Linked DNA regions of Homo sapiens: region 1 is linked to region 2. The links are chromatin contacts, found by Hi-C or POLR2A ChIA-PET in ENCODE. All regions are on one chromosome and are shown on one strand. Each heading gives the region's core, a stretch centred on a gene start or an enhancer-like site at or near the end of the contact. The rest is flanking DNA. Distances are from core to core; before and after follow the strand shown. Region 1 holds the start of NFIB-AS1 (NFIB antisense RNA 1). Region 2 overlaps LOC105375977 (a long non-coding RNA gene).

What was found. Hi-C counts contacts between places; a loop is a spot of excess contacts on that map. ChIA-PET counts read pairs that join two places held with the same protein, here RNA polymerase II (POLR2A). Pooled maps may share reads with other maps.
Region 1: a loop to region 2 is called in a map of ascending aorta, with 4 times the contacts of the local background. The contact joins the promoter of NFIB-AS1 here to the enhancer-like site in region 2. A Hi-C loop is called at or near these places in 1 of 168 maps with a recorded cell type or tissue (ascending aorta) and 3 of 50 pooled maps. POLR2A ChIA-PET finds 5 or more read pairs at or near these places in 1 of 52 experiments (MCF 10A).

Annotation. Positions count from the first base shown.
Region 1 is chr9:14,314,159-14,319,335 of GRCh38, reverse strand. It overlaps NFIB-AS1 (NFIB antisense RNA 1), which reads right to left and starts at 2,249. Exons shown (of 2, transcript NR_186536.1): 1 at 1,991-2,249. It also overlaps a transcript of NFIB not described here.
Region 2 is chr9:13,483,856-13,488,944 of GRCh38, reverse strand. LOC105375977 (a long non-coding RNA gene) reads right to left here. Exons shown (of 4, transcript XR_929484.3): 4 at 1,438-1,842. Among named protein-coding and RNA genes, the nearest start is that of LINC01235, 55 kb to the right of the region's middle. Within about 2 kb of position 3,769, at least 8 of the 41 ENCODE cell types and tissues checked have a DNase peak (open chromatin) inside an H3K27ac peak, as active enhancers do; they include ascending aorta, where a contact is called at or near this core.

The DNA of each region.
Region 1 (5,177 bases), core at 1,000-3,499, 830 kb before region 2:
TGGCCTCATCTCTGTTGAGAAGTGAAAACCGGATAACCTTAGTGGAGGAATCTGGCTCAGTTGGTGTTGAGATCAGAACTGTATTATAACTTGTAAATATGCTAGAAATGTAGACACACTTAGTGGGATGCTTTTTTTTTTTTTTTAAACAGTGGAGTAGAGGCATTTCGGCAGTGACATTATTAACAGCGTCATTTTTCTCATTTACTTTTGTCCTCAGGGGACACCAAATAGCTCCCAGAGGAGGAGAAAAAGGTCCAAGGTTATTTATTCATTTCAGTGCAAAGGGCTAGCAATGGGGGTGGGGAAACTAACCAGTTGTGAATTCTCTGGTGGGGAAAAAATTACTACCCTAATTTGACAGTAGTACGTTAAGGGCTGGGTATGATTTTGTTTTTTGTTTAAGAGTAGTAGACAGTAGTAGTAGTACTCAGTAGTAGTTTAAGAGCTGGGTAATTTGATTACCTGAGCTGGTAAAATTGATTTTGCAATTCTCATCAAGTACAGGCACTTTCAATACTTCTTGATTGTTTATATATGCATTTATGAGTGGATTTTTGGTGTTCCTCCTTGTGGATATAAATTTGTGTTTTCCAGACTACACATGTATGATTTTTGTGGTTCATTTGGAAAAAGGAAAGATCCCAGGGCATGGTGCAGTAGATACTTGCAGTTTTGCAGGCCTGCTTTCTGGGGTCAGGAGGTCATCTGTCTCTTTTGCATTTAGTTTTTAAATATTGATATTGGTGATGCAGCCAGGGTGTGTAGAATAGTTGAACCTTCTTGCAAACCACATGCAAGAGCCAAAAAAAAAAAAAAAAAAAAAAAAAGGCATCGAGTGTATTGGAAATGACAGCTTTGTTAAGTTCCAAGAAATCTTTCATGAAACTGCCCAGGATTTGCAACCTGTCGCTGCAATTTCTTTAGGAAGGAAAAGGTTAAAAGAAAAACAATATTAGATACTTGAGATGTCAAGCTCCTCTCTGGAGATCCGTAGTGAAAGGCTCAAATGTGGTAGCGTTGCTTATTTCAAATATACAACTGGGTTTTGAAAAATCCAGTGAGCTGAAGCACTGGCATTCTATTTAGAAATCAATAAACTTTCTGTTAGTTAGAAAGGAAACTTTTTTTTTTCCCTTATAAGGCAGCAAGGAGATCTAGGGAGGAGATCTTTAAGAATACTGAAATAACAGAGTTTCCTGTTGCTGAGAGAATCATTCACTTCTTTCTGCCTCCTCAGCCAGGTTTTGGGGTGAATGAAAGTGGCCTGTCACACCAGTGCTTTTAACCCTCTCAGTGTGGGAGGGAGAGATGAAGAGTTTAGGATTGGTAAGTACCAAAGTTTAAGAAGTGTTTGGCCCATTTTGATACTATCAGAAGCTTTTCAGAGATATTTCCACTCTTAATACCACGACACAGACGTGCTAGAAAAAATGGAAAGTGAATACAATGCAGGCACTTTCTCAGTTCCTCCTTCTACCTGGGATTTAAAAGATTGAGATTTTCAAACCAAAGGTGGTGGACAAGTGTTGTGTTAAGAGAAGCCAGGCATCCCATGCACCGAAATCCACCAGTCCCTCTTTCCAAACAACTCCCTAGAGTTCTTCCAGGGAAGGCCTGCAATGACCTTGGCATTGGCTGGACAAGAAGAAGTGTTTTGGGGGGTGTCAGCCATTCTCCACATGGCTGCAAGGCCTGAGAAGACAGTCAAAGCCATAGAAACTGAGCACCCCCATAAACCTTCTTTTTCAGGAAGTCTCTGTTGCTCACTCTTCATTCCTTTTTGGTTTTCCTCGCCTCACCATACTCCTATCTCATTTTCCTTTTTCTGGGAAACAAATCAAAACCAAAAACTATCAAGCATCCTCTATGGTCATCAAAGTGCAACCAGCCATAAGCACCCTCAAACGTGGGGCAATTGAAAGAGATTTGAACCCCTAAGTGATGGGCCTGGGAGGCCCCAGACGTCTTCACTTCTCTGGGGTCTTACCTGGATCTGACGCTGCTTCTTCGCCCTTGGTGTTGCTGAAGCTTTTGTGGGCTCTTCTGTGTAATACTTGTCAATTTTTCGTTTTTCTTTTTTAAGCTTGTGAAAAACTTTTGGATGCAACCTAGTTTTGGTGGCAGAAGGAAATGGTTTCTGTTGGGAAAGGGAAACTAATAAAGGGAGGAGGGGTAGCGATGTCGGGAGACACTTGCCCAGGGCTCAGCCCTGGGCCTCTTTTTGCCAGGGGACAACGGCTGGTTCTGGGCTCTCAGGCTGAAAGGAGTGCTCTCTGGGTGCCAGGATTTCACTGGGGGTGGTGTGGTGAGGAGGGAGGGAAGAAGGGAGGGAGGGAGAGAAGGAGAGATGGGCGCTCGATTTTTAAAGAGACCCCGAAATAATGGCTTCTATGAGAGTCCAGGCATTCAAAGAGGTGTGTTCAAGGATATTAGTGCATTCCTGCCAAGGGGAATGTCTTTTATGGTAAATTAACTCCAGTTAAATTGAATATTTGTTCAAAGGGAAACTGCAGTAGTTAAAGCTGGTATTATCAGTAGAGCTTCCCCACCCCCTCCCCTCAGAATCTGGTGAGGGTGAGAAAGGGGATGCAGTGTAATGTGCAATACAAAGTGATGCTTTCGTGCTGGTGGTTTCTCTGTGTGTGTGTGTCTGTGTGTGTTTAATCTAAGATGAGGTTGCCTAAAATTTCTGAGAGAAATGAGTATTTACTTGGATTAACCCTGTCACCTCATTTCTTTCATCCATAAAGACTGCCAACTTTATCCCAGCTTTTCAAAAAGAAGAAATGACCCGCACAAAGGAAATTAACGTTGTCAGAACGCTGACTCCAGGATTTGCCGGGGCAGGGGCGGGGACCGCAGGGAGGCCGCTCCCAGGGCGTGTGGCCGAAAGGGTTAACTCGCAGGGGTCCGCGCGATCTCCCCGACTTTACCTGTCTTCCTAGTCCCAGCAGCCCCCGTCCCCGGCCTCCCGAACTCCCCACCCCCCAGCGCCTTTCTTCTTTGGGCTCTGGGTTTACGGGGGCTGCAGCTGGTAAACTTGGCAAGCTCGCCTCATTAAGAGCGCTCTTTGAAAACGGACTGTGTTTGAGCATTTCCCTAATGAGGACAGGACGGGGTTAAAAAGTGACCATTTCATGGTTGACTTGAACCTGCCTACTTTTCTTGATGTGTCGTTGTGAAATGCTTGATGTGGATAACTCCCACTTGGTGAAGGAAAAAGTCACTGGTTCCTCCAGGTCCGCTGGGGGAGGGAAGAGGGGACGGTGGACAGAAACCAGAGGGAGTGAGAGGGGCTAAAGTTGAGGGGACAGATCACGAGCTGGGAAGCGGTGGAAAGAGGACCGGGGAATCGGGGGCGAGCCTCGAAACGCCCCAGCAGTACCCGTGGAAGCGGGGCGGCCCCGCCCTGGGGATGGGCCCGCGAGGACCCGGTAGCCCCAGCGCCCCCCGGATCCCCCAGCTAGGTAGACTCGGAGCCCCAGGCGCTCACTTTTCCTCCCTCCATTGTCTGGGAGGCCTTTGCTTCCCCCTCGTCCCCATCCACCCCAAGCAGAAAACTGGATTTGGGGGGCGGTGTGTGTATGTGGGCGGGGGGTGCAGAAAGGGTGCAAGGCGAACCGCCTTCTTCAAAATCCCTGGAATCAAGTTCATTCACTCGGAGCCTGCACGGGCGACGGGGTGGGGGCGGGGCAGCGCCGCGGTGGGGAGCCGGCGCGGGCGCCGAGCGGCTCAGGGCCCGCAGCCTCTGGAGGGCTGCAGCGGCGCGCGCGCGCCCGCCGGCCCGCCCCGCAGCCCCGGGCGCGCCGCGGCCCCGCCCCGCCTGCACCCGGGCGGGTAGGGAGACGCTTTCCGCCGGCGCCCCGGGCCCCGGGGGGTGGGGATTGGGAGCCAGCCAGCGGGGCTGCAGGAGGAGGAGGAGGAGAGCGAAGCCGGGCGCGGGGAGGAGGTGGAGGGAGCAAGAGGCGGCGGCGGCGGCTCGGCCCGGTCCTCCCGCTCAGAGCGAGGCCACGTGCACGGGGCACCCCCGGGGAGGGCGGCAAACCGCGGCGAAGCGCCGCGCGCCGCGACTGCCTCGGGTGCGGGCCCCTGGTGGGCAGACCCGGGACGAACCCGCACCCCCTCCCTATCCGCGAACCCGGGCTCCGGGCGGGGCCGTCGGGGGCTGGGCGCCGCACCCCCCTGGTCCACGCCGGCGCGCCCCAACTACTTGAGCCCAAGTTCGCTCAGGTCCCCGCCTGCTCGGCCTCCCCCTTTTCCCGGCAGCCGCAGGCTCCGCGGACTGAGCCCGCCCCGGGTGCGAGTGTCCGCGCCCCAGCCCCGGCCTGGGGGCGGCCTGGGTGTGAGGGAATTTTCCACTCGTTCCTTTCTCGGGCTCAGACGGTTTCGGTGCTTCTCCCACTCGGATGTTCCCGCGGCTTAAAAGAGTCCGCAGCGAGCACCGAAATACCTCTTCCAGGGCGGGTTTTCGGGGGTGTGTATGTGTGTGCTGGTGTGGGGAGGGCAGCGGAAAGAAGAGCTATTTTGGAAAAAAAAAAAAAGTCATGGTTCTGTAGCACCGGTAGGATACCTTTAACAAATGAGGGAGAGGTGGGGGGAGAGAAGGAGAAGGAGGAGGAGGAGGAAGGTGGGGGGGCGGGGGGTGTGGAGAGGCTGGTGCAAAAGGAATGCGCGTTTGCAGGAGGAGGAGTAAAGCGATGATTGTGTAATTAAATAATAAAACAATCCTTAAGTCTGATTTGGAGAGAGCTCGAGCGGGGTCCAGAGGGTGGAACCGGTGAATTTTTCAACTTCCAAGTTTTGCAACGAAAGAAAGCAAGAGAGGGAGGGAAAAAAAAGAGCCTAGAGCAGAAAAGAGAGGAGTTTGGAGCCGAGCGGGAGAGCGGGATTTATCGTTTGGAATTTTTCAGGAGATCGTTTTGATACCCCTGGGCTCTGGGCAGCGGCGGCAACAGCAGCCTCCACGCTCGGCCGGGTCAGACGCGGGGCGAGGCGGGCGGGCGGGCGGCCGGGCGCCGAAGACCCGGCGCGGGCGGCGGCGGCTGCTGCTGCCGGGGACCACGCGCCGCGAGCCTCTTCCGCCCCAGAGATCAGCGCTCGCGCCCCCTCCCTCACCCCGGCCTCTCCCTTCTCCCCCATCCCACCCCGCCCCCACCCCGGCCCTCTCCCGCGCG
Region 2 (5,089 bases), core at 2,520-5,019:
TTTACAAGTTTCTTTTTTTTAAAAAAGGGGATCATTTTAAAATCTTGATTGTTTAATGTGATGATATGAGAATCATTTGGAAGCATTTGGTTACCAGTAATACGCACCTGAAAACCAGTGGTCCCGACATATTAGGGGGTTATTTTTCTCTATCATAAAACAGGCCTGAAGATAGCCCAGGATTAGTATCACAGGCATTCAATGCATGTAATAGTTTTCTTTTCCCTGCTTCTGCTTCAATAACACCAATTCTGAACCCTGACACATGGTTAGAGGTGGGATGTGACAAGAGTGGAGGCTGAGGATGTGCTAACAAAAAGGAAAGGAGTCAAAGACGAGGGAAATCTGTATGAGGACAGCAGGAAGAAACAGGCATTCCGTGGTAGTTGGAGTATGTAAAAATACATTGTTAACAAGTGTGGTAAAGTTTCCTTATAATGGAATTCTTAAGCATTATTTACTAAGGTGTCACCAATCTCCAAAAACCTTGGAGCTTTCATCTTTCTTTAATTTATATTACAGATTGTATTCATATAAATTCTACCTCTTATCTGTTTGTCATCAAGCTGAATTTATATCAATGTTTGTAACCCTGAGGATAGACAAAACTAAAATTAGCTCCACATCAGTCTGAAGGGGGAAATTTTTTGTAGATAAAAACAGTCTCTTTAAGTCTATGGTAGTTGATTAGTCCCTGCAGTAGAGAAAATTAAATTTTGTGGTTGAGACCCAGCGTGCTTGGATGGTTTAATAATACTGTGGCCATGGTCCAATGGCTAACAACCAAGAACTTAGGTACGCTCTGTACTTTAGTCCCTCGTGCAACACCTGAAATTCCTGGGGCGAATCAAACAGCAAATTAAAGCTCAGACAACCTTCACCTGCAAACCATGCACAGTATAAGGAACTCATTTTAATGTTTTCTGGCTGAAGTCATAGGGGATAAGAAAACAAAAGAATGGCCACGAAGGAATCCTGGTAAGTTCTTAAAGCATCTTAGTTTGCGATACATTTTCCCCCTTTCCAGGTTCTTGTAACTTTAACTGCGCTTAGAAGTTAGTGAGTTTCTCTTCCTCTAAATTCCAGGCTGTACAAGGGCCAAATTGAACGTGGAATAGGAAAAAAAAAAAAAAAATCTTACGAATGGGCATACATCTTGAAGGGTACTGCTGTTTGGAGAAGCAGCATCAGGAATTTAACTTTGTTTCTGTGGAGCCCTTCCAGTCCTATGCTGAGACTACATTGCAATGGGCAATTCAGTGACTCCCTGGCTCCAAATAGTGTCTAGTTGATGAGACAAAACCAAGTAGGCAAAAGCACCACTTACACACAGATCTTGGATTTTTTTAAAGATTAAATCTGACCTTTTTTATGGGTTCTAAAATATTTAGTTCAATGATATGAATTTGTATTCCCAAAAAAATTCTAGAAGAAAAGTTTTGGTATTTTAATTTATTTATGATGCATGTGGTTTGTGGGTTGGAGACAGAGATTGAAAATGATAAGCTAAAAAAAACAGAGATTGAGTATTTGACTATGTACTAGTTTTCAATTGTTGATACATATTTCACAAACTGGGTGGCTTACAACACAAATGTATCATTTTCTCATTCTGAAGGTCAGACGTCCTCAAATCAAGGTGTTGGCGGGGTTGCGTTTCTTCTAGAGACTCGAGTGAATCCACATCCTTGCCTTTCCCAGCTTCTACAGGCTGTCTGCATTCCTTGATTTATGGTCCCTTCCTCCATCTTCAAAGCACATTACTCCAGCTTCTGGTGCACATCTCTCTTCTCTCTGATTTTCACATTCCTGCCTGCCTGTTATCTGTACGCTTGTGATTACCTGGATAATCCAAAAATAATATTTCCATCAGAAGATCCTTAATCACACCAGCAAAATCTCCCCTTCCTCCTTTTACTTATTTTTTTCTTGTGAGATAACATATTGACATGTTCTGGGCCTCAGAATATAAACATCTTTGGAGACCATAATTCAGGCCACAGGATGTTTAAAACTAACCTCTTTAATTGAATTGCTGACTCCTTGATGTGTAATATACATGGTTTTTCAACAAAGGATGGGGATTGTGCCGTCTCTTTACCACTGTGAGAATTATTTTCTAAAATTTGAGACGAGAGTGGCTTTACTTCTCGTTTAAAAAATGTCAAGAGCTTCCCCTGATGTCAAATAACACACAAATGCATGCTCAGGTAACTATCCATACGAAGTATATCCCATATGGATTCAAGTAACTTTACAGTATTTTTCCATTTAAATCATTCACTCATCCGATGGTACATTTTCTTACCCAAGATCTTTTACTTAAACTGCTCCTTCAGCTGATTCTTCTAATATGTGGTCAACACCCAACCCATTTTATAAAATTTATTTATTTCATATTCCACCACCTTCTTAAAGCATTCCCAGATACTTTTTTTTTTTTTTTTTTTTTTTTTTGAGACAGATTCTCACTCTGTTGCCCAGGCACGATCTCAGCTCACTGAAACCTCTGCCTCCCGGGTTCAAGAGATTCTCGTGCCTCAGCCTCCTGAGTAGCTGGGATTACAGGCATGGGCCACTACCAAGCTAATTTTTGTATTTTTAATAGAGTTTGGGTTTCACTATGTTGGCCAGGCTGGTTTTGAACTCCTAACCTCAGATGATCCGCCCACCTTGGCTTCCCAAAGTGCTGGGATTACAGGTGTGAGCCACCGCACCTAGCCATCCAGATACTTAAATTTGGAGTTCTCATTATTAAAATAACTAACAAAATACAAATAATGTTATAGTTACAAAAGAGAATTATGCTTTTCAATCTCTGTAAAGTGGGAATCTAAGTTCTTTCATTTCCAGATGAAGAAACTTAGTCTCAAAGAAGTTAGGTTACTCGGTGAAACCCATGACCGCTGAGTCCAGATCCATGCTTATTTTCAGTTTGCTATCTAAAACATATCTAGTACTGACTCTAGACCACTCTGTAGACATCTCTCTCTCCCCTTGTTCTTTCTCTCCAAACTTTGTTTTTGTTTTATGATACTTGTCACAGGCTGTTTGGTATCATAGCTATGTTTGTGCTCATCTGCTATTCTGTAGGCTTTGAGAACAGAAACTGTGTCTTTCATTTCAGTATTCCATTTAGGACCCAGGAAAAAGAATTCACATGTATTGACTGCTTATTGTATACTGAGCACTTTTCTCATTTATATTATTTGTAACTCACAATTACTTCGTGAAGGTGGCATTGTTCATTTCATTTAATAGATGAGGCCATTGGAATTTAGGAAAATTTCATAAATGTCTTTGGATACACAGCAAGTATGTACGATAGTCAAGCCCATATTCTTCCTATATGCCTTGCTGCATACACACTCAATAAATTTTTGTTGATGTGAAACAAATATTACCTTAGTGTAACTATTGTGAAATATGTTTCCCTTGGGAGATGGTAAGACAACTGTGGAATTTGCCTTTAGGTAGAGCTCCAGGAATACATTCTGAATGCCAAAAACCATGGGAAGAGGAAGAAGGAAGAGTTTTGTGAGTTCACCTTACATTCTGAGGCCATAAAAATACCCTCCCCTGTCAGAAAACTGATACTTAAAGCCAAAGTTTGCTTAAAAGGCATGATTTTAGCCTTTGGTAAATAGAAAGTACCTTACACTCAGCCAGCCAGGAGAGATGATTTAAGTTTTATTTCTGGACAATACTTGAGTAACACTTTGGAATGTGATTCCCCGCCAAGTGGACGCTGTTGGTTTCACACAGCTGTAGTTAGAGATGGCAAGCGCTATTTACTGGGAAAATGATAATGCAATTGGATGTTGTACTGAACCCAAGGGTGAGATAATTTCTGTTGTGCTGTATCACAGGCCTGCAGTTAAGTCTGTTTGGTCAGCGTGTTGGTAGAGCCTATGTGGTTGATGCTATTTCACAGGACTTAGTTATAGAAGAGGAAGGTTTACCTTCATTTTAAATTAATGCAAATGGTGCAGATTCAGCCCCAGTCAACTGGTATTTTCCAGATTCATAGTTTACTTTTCAAGTGTATAGAATGTGTTCTTCCCCTTGGATTTCTTTAACTGAAATGTTTACACTTGACTCAGTAATCCCACTCTTGGGAATGCACACTAGGGAAATGATTTAAAATAAGAAAAGAAGCGATGGGCATATCTTTGCAACATTATTTATAATCATGAAACATTGGAAAAAACCAAAATATCCAGCAATCAATGAATGCCTAACAAATTATTGCACACCCTCTTAAGGGAATCATTATGCTGCAATCAAATTATAATTATAAAGATCATTCAATAAACAAATACAGAAAACCAAGTAGCAATATGGGAAATGTCCATAATGCATGAGGAAGTGAAGAAGTAGAAGGCAAGCCTAGCTAAGGTTCGCCATTTTATGGTTTAGGATGCAACTTACGTACCCTTGTCAGGTCCCTGTAGCCAGGTATGTCATAAAGTTTAGGCTAATCCACCAAGTCCTCAACTGCCTCCCAAATATTGCCAGAGATTTGGCAATATGCTCTCTGGGGGCTAAGAGATGGGAGGAATCTAGTCTACTTGAGTCATTTCTCCATGTGCTGCCTGTTGCTGGAAGTTGCTAGCTGCAGAATATAATATGGTCTTTTCCGGCTATGCCCAAAGAAAAGTGGCTGAGGGAAAGTCAGCTCCAGTAACTTGTAAAGGGACCAAAGTGATGTTTGCTCACCAGTGACACCTGGCAATGGGAACTGTCTAGCAAAACAGAGAGAGCCCTTGGTTTCCAAATTCTTTTCATTACCTTACCAGCTATCCCACAGCATATGAAGATGCTCCAGAGTAGTGGAACAGTGAACATTTCCAGTTTTGGTTGCTTTATGAGTCAACATTGGTGGAGAAAGGGGCCAAAGTGGAATTGTGGCTCTCTTGGGGGAAAGCTCATTGGAAATCATGTAGCCAAATTTTCTCCAGGAGAAAAAGGAGGCTGTGGGAACTAGTGCTGCTTCTGGAGCAGAGCTGATTGGAAATTGCCAAACACCGAAGGGACTCTGATGGGATATCTTGGTGGCAGGAAGGTAAATATTGTTCTCAGAATATAG